Linked DNA regions of Homo sapiens: region 1 is linked to region 2. The links are chromatin loops, found by intact Hi-C in ENCODE. Cell type or tissue: PC-3. All regions are shown on one strand. Links, peaks and the distances in the headings refer to the core of each region. The heading gives the core; the rest is flanking DNA. Region 1 overlaps LOC124903158 (a long non-coding RNA gene). Region 2 overlaps CCNA1 (cyclin A1).

The links. Hi-C counts contacts between places; a loop is a spot of excess contacts. Peaks named below come from ENCODE experiments on the same cell type or tissue, not always from the same donor. Only the 100,000 strongest peaks of a DNase experiment are listed, where the experiment ranks them.
Region 1: a loop joins it to region 2, with 3 times the contacts of the local background. A loop is called at or near these places in 5 of 110 quality-filtered maps.

What each region holds. Positions count from the first base shown.
Region 1 is chr13:36,812,247-36,817,631 of GRCh38, forward strand. LOC124903158 (a long non-coding RNA gene) reads right to left here. Exons shown (of 2, transcript XR_007063760.1): 2 at 3,425-3,895. Among named protein-coding and RNA genes, the nearest start is that of RFXAP, 4.3 kb to the right of the region's middle. In PC-3, for the core only: a CTCF peak has its summit at 3,001; no DNase peak of the experiment used is centred there.
Region 2 is chr13:36,436,641-36,442,025 of GRCh38, forward strand. CCNA1 (cyclin A1) reads left to right here. Exons shown (of 9, transcript NM_001413923.1): 3 at 989-1,235; 4 at 1,427-1,551; 5 at 2,004-2,227; 6 at 3,339-3,543; 7 at 4,478-4,591. Among named protein-coding and RNA genes, the nearest start is that of CCNA1, 6.8 kb to the left of the region's middle. RefSeq lists an enhancer at 849-2,048. In PC-3, for the core only: no CTCF peak of the experiment used is centred there; a DNase peak (open chromatin) is centred at 2,541; H3K4me3 peaks cover 1,219 bases; H3K27ac peaks cover 2,387 bases.

The DNA of each region.
Region 1 (5,385 bases), core at 312-5,311, 380 kb after region 2:
ACTCACTGCAATGCCCCACCCTGACCCCCAGAGCTTGAGGCCCCTTTAATAGGCCTTGCTTCCTTGTCATGAAAAATAAGCCAGATTATCAAAAAAGAATAAGCACTTTTTCATCTCACTGTTTCCCACTTAAAGAGACTACTCCTGGCAGGGCGCTGTGGCTCACGCCTGTAATCACTCCAGGACTTTGGGAGGCTGAGGTGAGTGGATCATGAGGTCAAGAGATCGAGCCCATCCTGGCCAACACAGTGAAACTCCGTGTCTACTAAAAATACAAAGATTAGTTGGGCATGGTGGCGTGCACCAGCTACTCAGGAGGCTGAAGCAGGAGAATCGCTTGAACCCAGGAGGCAGAGGTTGCAGTGAGCCGAGATCGCGCCACTGCACTCCAGCCTGGTGAGAGAGTGATATTCCGTCTCAAAAAAAAAGAGAGAGAGAGAGAAAGACTACTCCTTTGGTAATTGATAAGCACCATTTTCAAAAACACAAAAGAAGGAATGTGCATGGCTATAGGGAAATAGGAGGATTAGTAAGGAAATAAATAGAGGAGATGAGGAAGCCCATGCAGAATTTACACAATGCCTTGTCTTTCCAGTAAGTCTTTAAAGAGTAAACGGATGGAATCTAAATGAAATAATGGCAATAGTAATAATGCTAAAATTTTGCTTTGACAATAATCTGAGTTCCTACCACTTAAAAAATACCATATGTGCAAAATCTTACTGGTTGATGACAAATACACTATGTTTACGAATTCCTGAGCTAGGATATCTGTTTGTACATCTAAGTATACTAGATTACTTCTTAGTATGTTATAGATAATTCAGTGATTCTCAACCCTGATTGCATATTAGAATTACCTGGAGAGCTTTTTAATAATATGGATGCCTTGGCCCCTCGCCAGACCAATTGAATCAAAATCCCAAGTGACAGGCGCATAAAAGGTCATTACAGTATATTACATTCTAAACTTAGGAAAGAGCTTACAGATCATTTAGACCAACTTCATCATTAAGGAGGTTCAGGAAAGGCCACCCCAAGTTACCTTGTTATACTGACTACTTTGAAGTGAGAGCACTTGGGAGGCATTGGGTGCAGACAGAGGCATTCTCAGAACATCTCTTATCTCCCTAAAGACAGATCCTCCAGAAGGAACTCCAATCCCATCACTGGGGGATTTATCAACTAGGAAGATTAACTCTTATCACAGGAGAGGAAGACTAGAAGTCAGTACCATACCCAGACAACATTTGTAACAAACTGTCATCTATTCTTCTAAGAGCCCATTCATTTTTCCCAGAAATTATTTACTCTCCCCTGAGTTACCTACATCCCCACTTCGCTCTGCCCTGTGAAGAAGGTATATAAGCTTCTAGATCTCACTGGATTTGGGGGTATTCACTTTTCTGTTATGCGCCTGTGCAAGTAACAAATGTGTATACCTTTTCTCCTGTTTATCTGCCTGCGGTCAGCTTATTTCCTAGACTGTTTATCAAACCCTCAGAGGGTATAGGGGAAGTCTTAAGCTCAGAGATTCCTGGCCCCTGCCTGATCAGTTTCACTGACACTTAGGAACAAAGCCAGGCTTAGAACCCGAAAGTCCTGCATTCACTCAAGCTCCTTCCCTTAACCTGACTCTTTTGTTAATAGTCATTCAGAAAATACTTTTGAGACCTATTGTGTGCTAAGCACTAGATAATAAAATCTATTGCCATTATTTGTGATAGCCAAAACCATAAAACAATCCAAATGTCCATGGTCTGGTAGATGGATAAACAATACAATGAAATAATATTCAGCAATAAAAAGGAACAAACTACTGATATAAGAAACAAAGTAAATGAATTTCAAAAACATTATGCTAAATAAAAGAAGCCAGGTGCAAAAGACCATATATTACATGATTACACTGATATGAAACTGTTACAGTAGGTACTTAGTCAGACGTGAACAAGGCAGGAGAGTGTCCCCCTTAGGAGGGCAACCATCAGAAGATCATGGTCAGGCAGTGGTTAAACTGCTTCTCTAAAGTAATAATTTGTCGCAGCCCGCGCCAGGGAAAGGCAGTCTCCCTATAGATAGAAACACCTAAAATTGGTGATCAGCAGCTTCCCAATAAGATCTCAGGAGTTGGCCAAGTGGCTCAAGCATGCACACTAAGAGACAAAATGGCAGAGTTTAAGTGGTATATGACCTTCCTCTAGAAACACTCAACTGGTAAGGGAAGAATGCCTCAAGTGAACATGTGCACAGTTTTGGTAAACACACTGCACATGCGGCCCCTACCAAGCGCTGGCAGGCCACTGTGCATGCGGACAGCCCACCCCAAGGGAAGAATCAGGGGAGAAGGGACACAACTCCCTGGAAGCATGCCAACAGATAAAACCCCAAGTCAAAGTCAAACCACGCACTAGATCTCTCAAGTCACCCGCTTGGCCTTCTTCCAAGTGTACTTCACTTCCTTTCTTTCCTGCTCTAAGGCATTTAAATGAACTTTCACTCCCGCTCAAAAACTTGGCTCAGTCTCTCACTCTGCCTTAGGCCCCTCGGTCAAATTCTTTCTTGTAAGGAGGTAAGAATTGAGGTCACTGCAGACCGGTACGGATTCATTGCTCCTAACAAAATGTCTAGAAAAGGCAAATCTATGGAGACAAAGATTAGTGGATTCCTGGGGCTGGAAGTAGGAGCAGGGATTGACTGAGAATGGATAATAAGGGTCTTTTGTGGAGAGATGGAAATGTTCTAAAACCTTTTTGTAAAAATGATTGCAACTCTACAAATTTACTAAAAATCTTTAAATTGTATACTTACAATAAGTGGACTTTATGGTGTGTAAATTTGTCTTAGTTCATCTTCTGTCACTGTAATAGAATACCACACACTGGGTAATTTACAAAGAACAGAAGTTTATGTGGCTCACAGTTCAAGTGGCTGAAAAGTCCAAGAGCACAGCTCTGGCATCTGATCAGGGTAATACCAAAGTTGAAGGGCAGAGGGCAGAAGCAAGCATAGACAGAGTATATGACACTGAATTTATCTGTTTATCAGGAGCCCACTCCTGTGATAACTAAGCCATAACGGCATTAATCCATTCATGAGGGCTAACCACCTCTTAAAGGCCCCACTTACTAATACTGTTAACAATGGCAATTGTTTCCAACACATTAACTTTTGAGGGACATGTTCAAACCGCAGCAAAATCATACCTCAAAAAAAAGTAGGTTTATTTTTTAAGCTTACTGCCACTTATTGAACACCATAACAGGTATTTGTACTAAGATTTAAATAATACTGCTCCGAGTAATATGCTGGTAAAAAAAATTTTTAACCAGTTAACTGATGGCTGGAAATGAAACAAAACTTTTCTCCCACCTGCTTAGGTTTCTTGCCTGGGAGCTTGTAAATTAAACTCACAAAAGATAGATTAGTAAAAGAAAAGGGTTTATTTACAAGAACTACATGTACATAGGAGGGCTCAGAGATGAGTTACTGAAATGGATGGTTAGAATTTGAGGCTTATATACCTAAATTAGTAAGGAAAGGGAAGACGGAGTAAATGTTCCTATGGGATGAACAAATAGGTTCCTTTAGGAAAAACAAATGTGGTTTTAGGAGAACAAATGAGCAATAAGGCATTTTGTGATAATATATGTTTATGTAGGTTTTCTGAACTCATGGTCATGGGGTATTTATGGTAGATTTACTCTTGGTCTCTCTCCTGGTAGTAGCTTTCCTCAAGAGGGAATTTATGATGGTCTTCATTTATCAGAAGTTTCAGCTTCTAGTCAGATAAAGGAAGCTCTGAGAAGGCTTCTTTCTGTATCAATTGAATCTCAAGTGTCTTCAGCTTAAAATAATCTTTATGCCAATTCTGGGGTTCTGGGTGTGTCACTACCTGAGATAAAGAATATTAGCACGTGATTCACAAACATTGATAAAATATACAATACTCAATACTGTAAATTCTATACATCCATAACTTCAAGGTGACTTGACTTCTTATGAAAATCACTATCAGTTTTTATGAATTCACCAACAACAGTGTCCCAAATTCAAAATAAGAATAAATGCAGCCAGACGAGGTGGCTCACGCCTGTAATCCCAGCACTTTGGGAGGCTGAAGTGGGCAGATCGCTTGAGGTCAGGAGTTCGAGACCAGCCTGGCCAACACGGTGAAACCCCGTCTCTACTAAAAATTCAAAAATTAGCCGGGCGTGGTGGCGGGTGCCTGTAATCCCAGCTACTCAGGAGGCTGAGGCAGGAGAATCACTTGAACCCAGGAGGCAGAGGTTGCAGTCAGCCAAGACCATGTCACTGCATTCCAGCCTGGGCAACAAGAGTGAAACTCTGTCTCCAAAAAAAAAAAAAAAAAGAATAAATGCTTGACTATTCACAATAGCAAAGACATGGAAGCAACCTAAATGCCCATCAATGGTAGACTAAATAAAGAAAATATGATACATATACACCATGAAATACTATGCAGCCACAAAAAGGAATGATACCATGTCCTTCACAGCGACATGGATGGAGTTGGAAGCCATTAACCTCAGCAAACTAACACAGAAACAGAAAACCAAACGCCACATCTTCTCACTGATAAGTGAGAGCTGAACGATAAAAACACATGGACACAATGGGGAACAACACACACTGGGGCCTGTTAAAGGTGGGTGTGGGGGAGGGAGAGCATCAGGAAGAATAGCTGATGAATGCTGGGCTTAATACCTAGGTGATGGGATGATCTGTGCAGTGAACTACTATGGCACGTGTTTATCTATCTACCAAACCTGCACATCCTGCACATGTATCCCTGAGCTTAAAATAAAAGTCGAAGAAAAAAAGTAACATTATTTATGAATAAAGTTATATTTTTTCATTTAAAAAAAGGAATAAATGCTTGGTTTCTGTCCAATTCAGTAAAGAAGTAAAGTGTACTTTTTGTTCTTTTTCTTTTTTTTGATGATGGCAAGGACATAAAGTTTTGACATGAATGTTGATAGACATTTTTGTTTATATTGAGAAAAAACAAAAGTGAAACAATGAAGATGTATATAAGGTCTTCACTTGTTCAATGATGTGATGTAAGCAGTTTCTTTGCTGAATTGCATGATAGTTTTCAAATACTGAAAGAATATTTTCTCAGTTGGGGGGGTTGGATATTCACAATGTGAGAGCTGCAGATAGAATACATTTTCAGTTTAATCTTTTTCTTTTTCTTTTTTTCTTTTTTGATGGAGTCTCACTCTGTTGCCCAGGCTGGAGTGCAGTGGCACAGTCTTGGCTTACTGCAATCTCTTCCTCCTGGGTTCGAGCGATTCTCATGCCTCAGCCTCCTGAGTAGCTGGGATTATAGGTGTGGACCACCACACCTGGCTGATTTTT
Region 2 (5,385 bases), core at 332-5,331:
TGGTTACAGTAACTTATGATTGTGACTCTTTGTTGTCTTTGTGATTTCCCCCCAATTACTACCATAAGTGTTCGTTTTCTTACAGACATAAGTCACCTATTTAACTTGATAAATAAAAGGGAGAGTTATGGAACCACCTACTAACTTAGAAGTAGCCTTCAACAGTACACACCAAGATACATTATAAACAAAATGTTAATGTGGTAGACAGAGCTGGCATTTGCGTAAATATAGCTCAGGTTCATAGAGCTGCCCACCTGCCCTGATTCAGCTGACATTCATGCCATCTGGCATGGCTCACCTTAATATGCAACAGTGTTTGATGCATTATGCTTGTTCACTGTGGCGGCACCACAGTTGTTCCCATTGTTCATGTTATAAGAATAGAGAAAAAGGAGAAGTGACTAAGAAATTTCCCCAAGAGTAAATGCATTATGTCATACGTAAAGGTTCTGTGGCTTGTAAGAGAATTTAGCAGCATCAGTTTCCAAAATCGTGTTTCTTAATAAGTGGATATAAAATGGAAACATTATAGGGGCCTTCTGGCTAAAAAGTTATTTATTTAAGGAGGGGAATTGTAGGAACTCAGTCACTGCATCAAGAGTTATGCTGACTACTTATAAAATCTCATGATGCTATAAATATGAAAGCCAATTTACAGTTTTCCCTTTATATGTGGTACCCATTTCATTTTGGAAGAGAGCTATAGGTTTTCTTTTTTCTACAATCTTGAGTTTCCTTTGATACATATGTGAGGTAGATTAAAATTTTAGGTAGCTCTTTCTCCAAATATCAAATGTAGACAAAGATAAGGGGGGAAAAATTACACTTTTGAAGACCTTTTTTTTTTGGAATTAAATTGCCGACATAGATTTTTCAGTTTAGAATGTATCTTACCTTCCCAGGCTGTTGGTTTGAGTCATGCAGGTTCACATTGCCTCTGTGGTCTTTGACGTGGCCTCTAACAAAAGATTTAAACGTTTTTTAGGGGATCACAAGAATCAGGTGTTATTCTGGATCAGAAAATGCCTTCCCTCCAGCTGGAAAGAAAGCACTCCCTGACTGTGGGGTCCAAGAGCCCCCCAAGCAAGGGTTTGACATCTACATGGATGAACTAGAGCAGGGGGACAGAGACAGCTGCTCGGTCAGAGAGGGGATGGCATTTGAGGATGTGTATGAAGTAGACACCGGCACACTCAAGTCAGACCTGCACTTCCTGCTGGATTTCAACACAGGTAACTGACTTGCCTATGGTTGATGGCTGATGGTACCCTGTATTTATAACTGCCTGCAGCATTCAATAGCTAGTAACTAGCAAGAGAAAAACAGCAAGTAATAACTGTATTCACAACTGCCTGTAGAGGGTTAGTGGATTGAACAAATGTTTAAATTAAATGAGTTATCTGACAGTGTTGAACTCTTGCAGTTTCCCCTATGCTGGTAGATTCATCTCTCCTCTCCCAGTCTGAAGATATATCCAGTCTTGGCACAGATGTGATAAATGTGACTGAATATGCTGAAGAAATTTATCAGTACCTTAGGGAAGCTGAAGTAAGTTTTCCCACCTTCTACTTCAATCTTCAGGACCCGAGCTCTTATTACTAAGATAAATTATAAACTCTTGGTCCATAACCACTAGTGAATGGCACTCTTATGCCAGCTAAACATAAGAATATCTATGAAAAATAATAGTTGTGATGGCAAGTCGCAATTGCTTGGACTATTTCTACATGATTCAAAGGGTTTATATGTTAAATATTTCACTCTTAGGAATAATTCATATTGCCATTCTCCCCTGCCCCCCCAACCCCAGGTTAATTTGCTAACCAATTACTTTACAGAACCAGAAATTTACACTTTCTTCCTTGTTATGATAAAGATTTATTTGGCTCTGATCAGAATCTTTCCAACCTTTGCTTGTGAGATTTTTAAATAGCAACTATATTGTGGAATGATCTTTCTGAAATTGCAACTACTAAATATCAAAACCTTTTCCCAATCAGATAAGGCACAGACCCAAAGCACACTACATGAAGAAGCAGCCAGACATCACGGAAGGCATGCGCACGATTCTGGTGGACTGGCTGGTGGAGGTTGGGGAAGAATATAAACTTCGAGCAGAGACCCTGTATCTGGCTGTCAACTTCCTGGACAGGTTCCTTTCATGTATGTCTGTTCTGAGAGGGAAACTGCAGCTCGTAGGAACAGCAGCTATGCTTTTGGCTTCGTAAGTGTTCTTTCAGCTTGCATAATATGAAACTATCACTTGTCAAAACATGGAATTTTTGTCCTCTATTTCTTATTGAAGAAATGCAATGCTTGATAATTAAAACTAGTCATGTGTCCTTTGATAAAAGATCATCCTCTTCACAGGATTGACTGAGAAACTGAAACTTACCACATGTTTACTCTTCAATCACCTGGTTATGATTTATAGCAACAAGTTCAGTGTCATGACTAAGGCAGCCATCATCTCAAATTCAGGATCTAATTTAACTATTTTGCAGTGTAGTCTTTTTGCTATTTCCTATCTATTAAGTCCTATTTAAAGACAGTGTGGTTACAAAAAGCTATCTTCATGATCTAGCAAATGACCCATAATAACAGGTTTATTTGGTTACAGTGAATAAACTACTTCAACTGGTTCCTGTTACTATCATTCATTCATGAAAGTACCTAATTGTGTGGGAAAAGAGAGCTGGGTTGTGGCTGAGCTACCTTTAAGTGACCTGTTGCTGAGTGGTAGTTTCTTTTCTGTTCTTCTGGTCTCAAACATTCTATTGTTAATGCAGAAAAACTTGCCAAAATTCCCCTAAAGAAAGTAGAAACAAAGGCAGAAGGAAAGAATTGATCATAGTGAAATTATATCATTATGTCTCTTGGCTATAAGCATCATTTGCTAATTCAGTGGACAAAGTTGAACAGCATCTTTTTAAAAACTAGAGGCCTGTGGAGTTTGTTTCTATCACTGTGTTGATCTTAACACTTTTTTCTATGAAGTGATTTGAGGTCTGTAGAATGTGTAGGAATTTACCTGTAGTGTCTGTCATTCAGAATCTTTCAGTGTATCACAGGCCCAAACCTAAAATTCTTGGTTGGAAATTGTTTCTGTTACTACTCCTAGCAGTAAATATAACCTATCCTTGTGATAATCATGTTCTTGGTCCAGAAACAAGCTCCTAGTACTTTCATAGCCCTGAGTCATTTAGTGGTATTTAAGTGGATATGTGGCTGCAAAGTAAGTCTGCAAGGGCCATGCGGAGAGGCGTGGCTTATGGTAGCACAGGAGTAGAGCCAAAGGTTCTAAGTTTTACTTCTGAAAACTCTTCCTTTCCCAGGAAATATGAAGAGATATATCCTCCTGAAGTAGACGAGTTTGTCTATATCACCGATGATACATACACAAAACGACAACTGTTAAAAATGGAACACTTGCTTCTGAAAGTTCTAGCTTTTGATCTGACAGTACCAACCACCAACCAGTTTCTCCTTCAGTACTTGAGGCGACAAGGAGTGTGCGTCAGGACTGAGAACCTGGCTAAGGTGTGTATGCCGCGTGATTTCTAGGAACTTCCAGTGCCAAGGAGCGTAAAAATCAACCTTTCCCAATCATCCTTCAGTTCTTTTTTCCTTTTCAGTTTTCTTCCCACAGGCCCAGAAAAACTGTTCCAGTGCTGAAAAAGAGCTAATTTTAAGAACCCAGCTTTTGGTTATAAGGCATTACTATTGACTATATTTGGCAGGCACGGGTTGTCTAATCACCCAACTATTTAAAAATTTAAGCTTGGAAACTGTTCTCTTATTGGATACAGACCACATACAAGCAAAACCTCCTAGGTTTATAGAGTGGGAACAAAGTAAATCTAGTTTAATAAGGTTTTAGTCTCATCCTAATATATTAAGTAATGAGCATTATTTGGTTGTTTGGAGTTACAGAACTTTAGTTGAAGGCATTGAAGTATTGCTTTGGTCAACTGGGTTTCCAGTGACCATAATCTAGGATATCTGGTATTTATGTGCTGTGCAAAGGGTAATAAGGATGTCCACATGTTTTACTATGTTTCTTCTAATATGAGATATTCCCACTGGTGCTGTCCTAGTCTCTGAACTGCCTGATAGATTAATAGCTTTAATATTTTTGTCTTTTGGCTAAAATCTCTGTTCCAATTCCAGCTGCCAGAGCAGTACCACTTTATCTCAGCATAAACCTAAACTATTAGCATAAGAAAAGTAACCTATCACCTATACTTTGAGTAGGCCAAATACTTTTGTATTGACATTTTACCAAAACATAAATGTTACTGTTGTTATAGACAGGCATACCAATTACTAACCCAGTAAGTAATTTTGAGCATCTATTTTTGTAGATGCCGACTGAACAAAGATAAGATACCATTTATTTCCTTGCCATTTCCAGGCTTACTTGTGACCTTAGTCACATTTCTAATTCCAATGTGTTTTCTTCTCTTGTGCTTAGTACGTAGCAGAGCTGAGTCTACTTGAAGCAGATCCATTCTTGAAATATCTTCCTTCACTGATAGCTGCAGCAGCTTTTTGCCTGGCAAACTATACTGTGAACAAGCACTTTTGGGTAAGATTCTAACTTCTTTCTAGATGAAATTCAAGGTCTATCTAGAATGGGCTTGCCTCTTATGAGGGCAAGTTAGTTTAATAAGGATCTGGTCAACTTGACAGCAGACCACAACATGCCACTGAGTCTTCCAGGTCAGTCATGATGGCTTTGACTCAATGGCTTCACTCTATGAGGACTGAGATTGCAGGAAGTCAAGGAGACAGCATCACATGCTCCTTCAACAGAAGCAGGCCTGGGAACCTCAGTGCCCACTGTTATTCAGGGAGGGCCCTTGAGGTACAATCATTGACTGCTTCAAGCAAAAGTTGTTGACTTTTACCTTCTATATTAAAAACAAAAACCTAGGTCCAATTAGGATGGCCAGAAGATTGCACCTCAGGCTTTCAAGACAACAGGGCAGTAAAGTGTTGCCTCTTGCCCAAGAAGGTGGCAACATCAGAAATGGACCCCTAGGTTTGGTTCTGAAGGCTCACTGTTGTACTAAAAGAAGTGGGGTGTCTACCCTTATTTTCATGAATGCTTATGTTTTTTTCTGCTGCATTTTCTTTTTTTAAAAATTTTCTTTTACTTTTTTTTAAGTAATTCTTATTCCAGCACTGCAGTGTTTTGACTAAAAATTTTTCATGTTGTGTACAAATAGAATGGTCAGGCAAGCAGGGCTCTATAAGGACCAGTAAAAATTTCACTCATGAGGGAACAAGGAAAAAGTGATCCAGCCCCAAATTGAGCATTATAAATTTATAATATGAGAAAATTTAGAGCCTTGGCTGTTCTTTCTGATATTTTACATC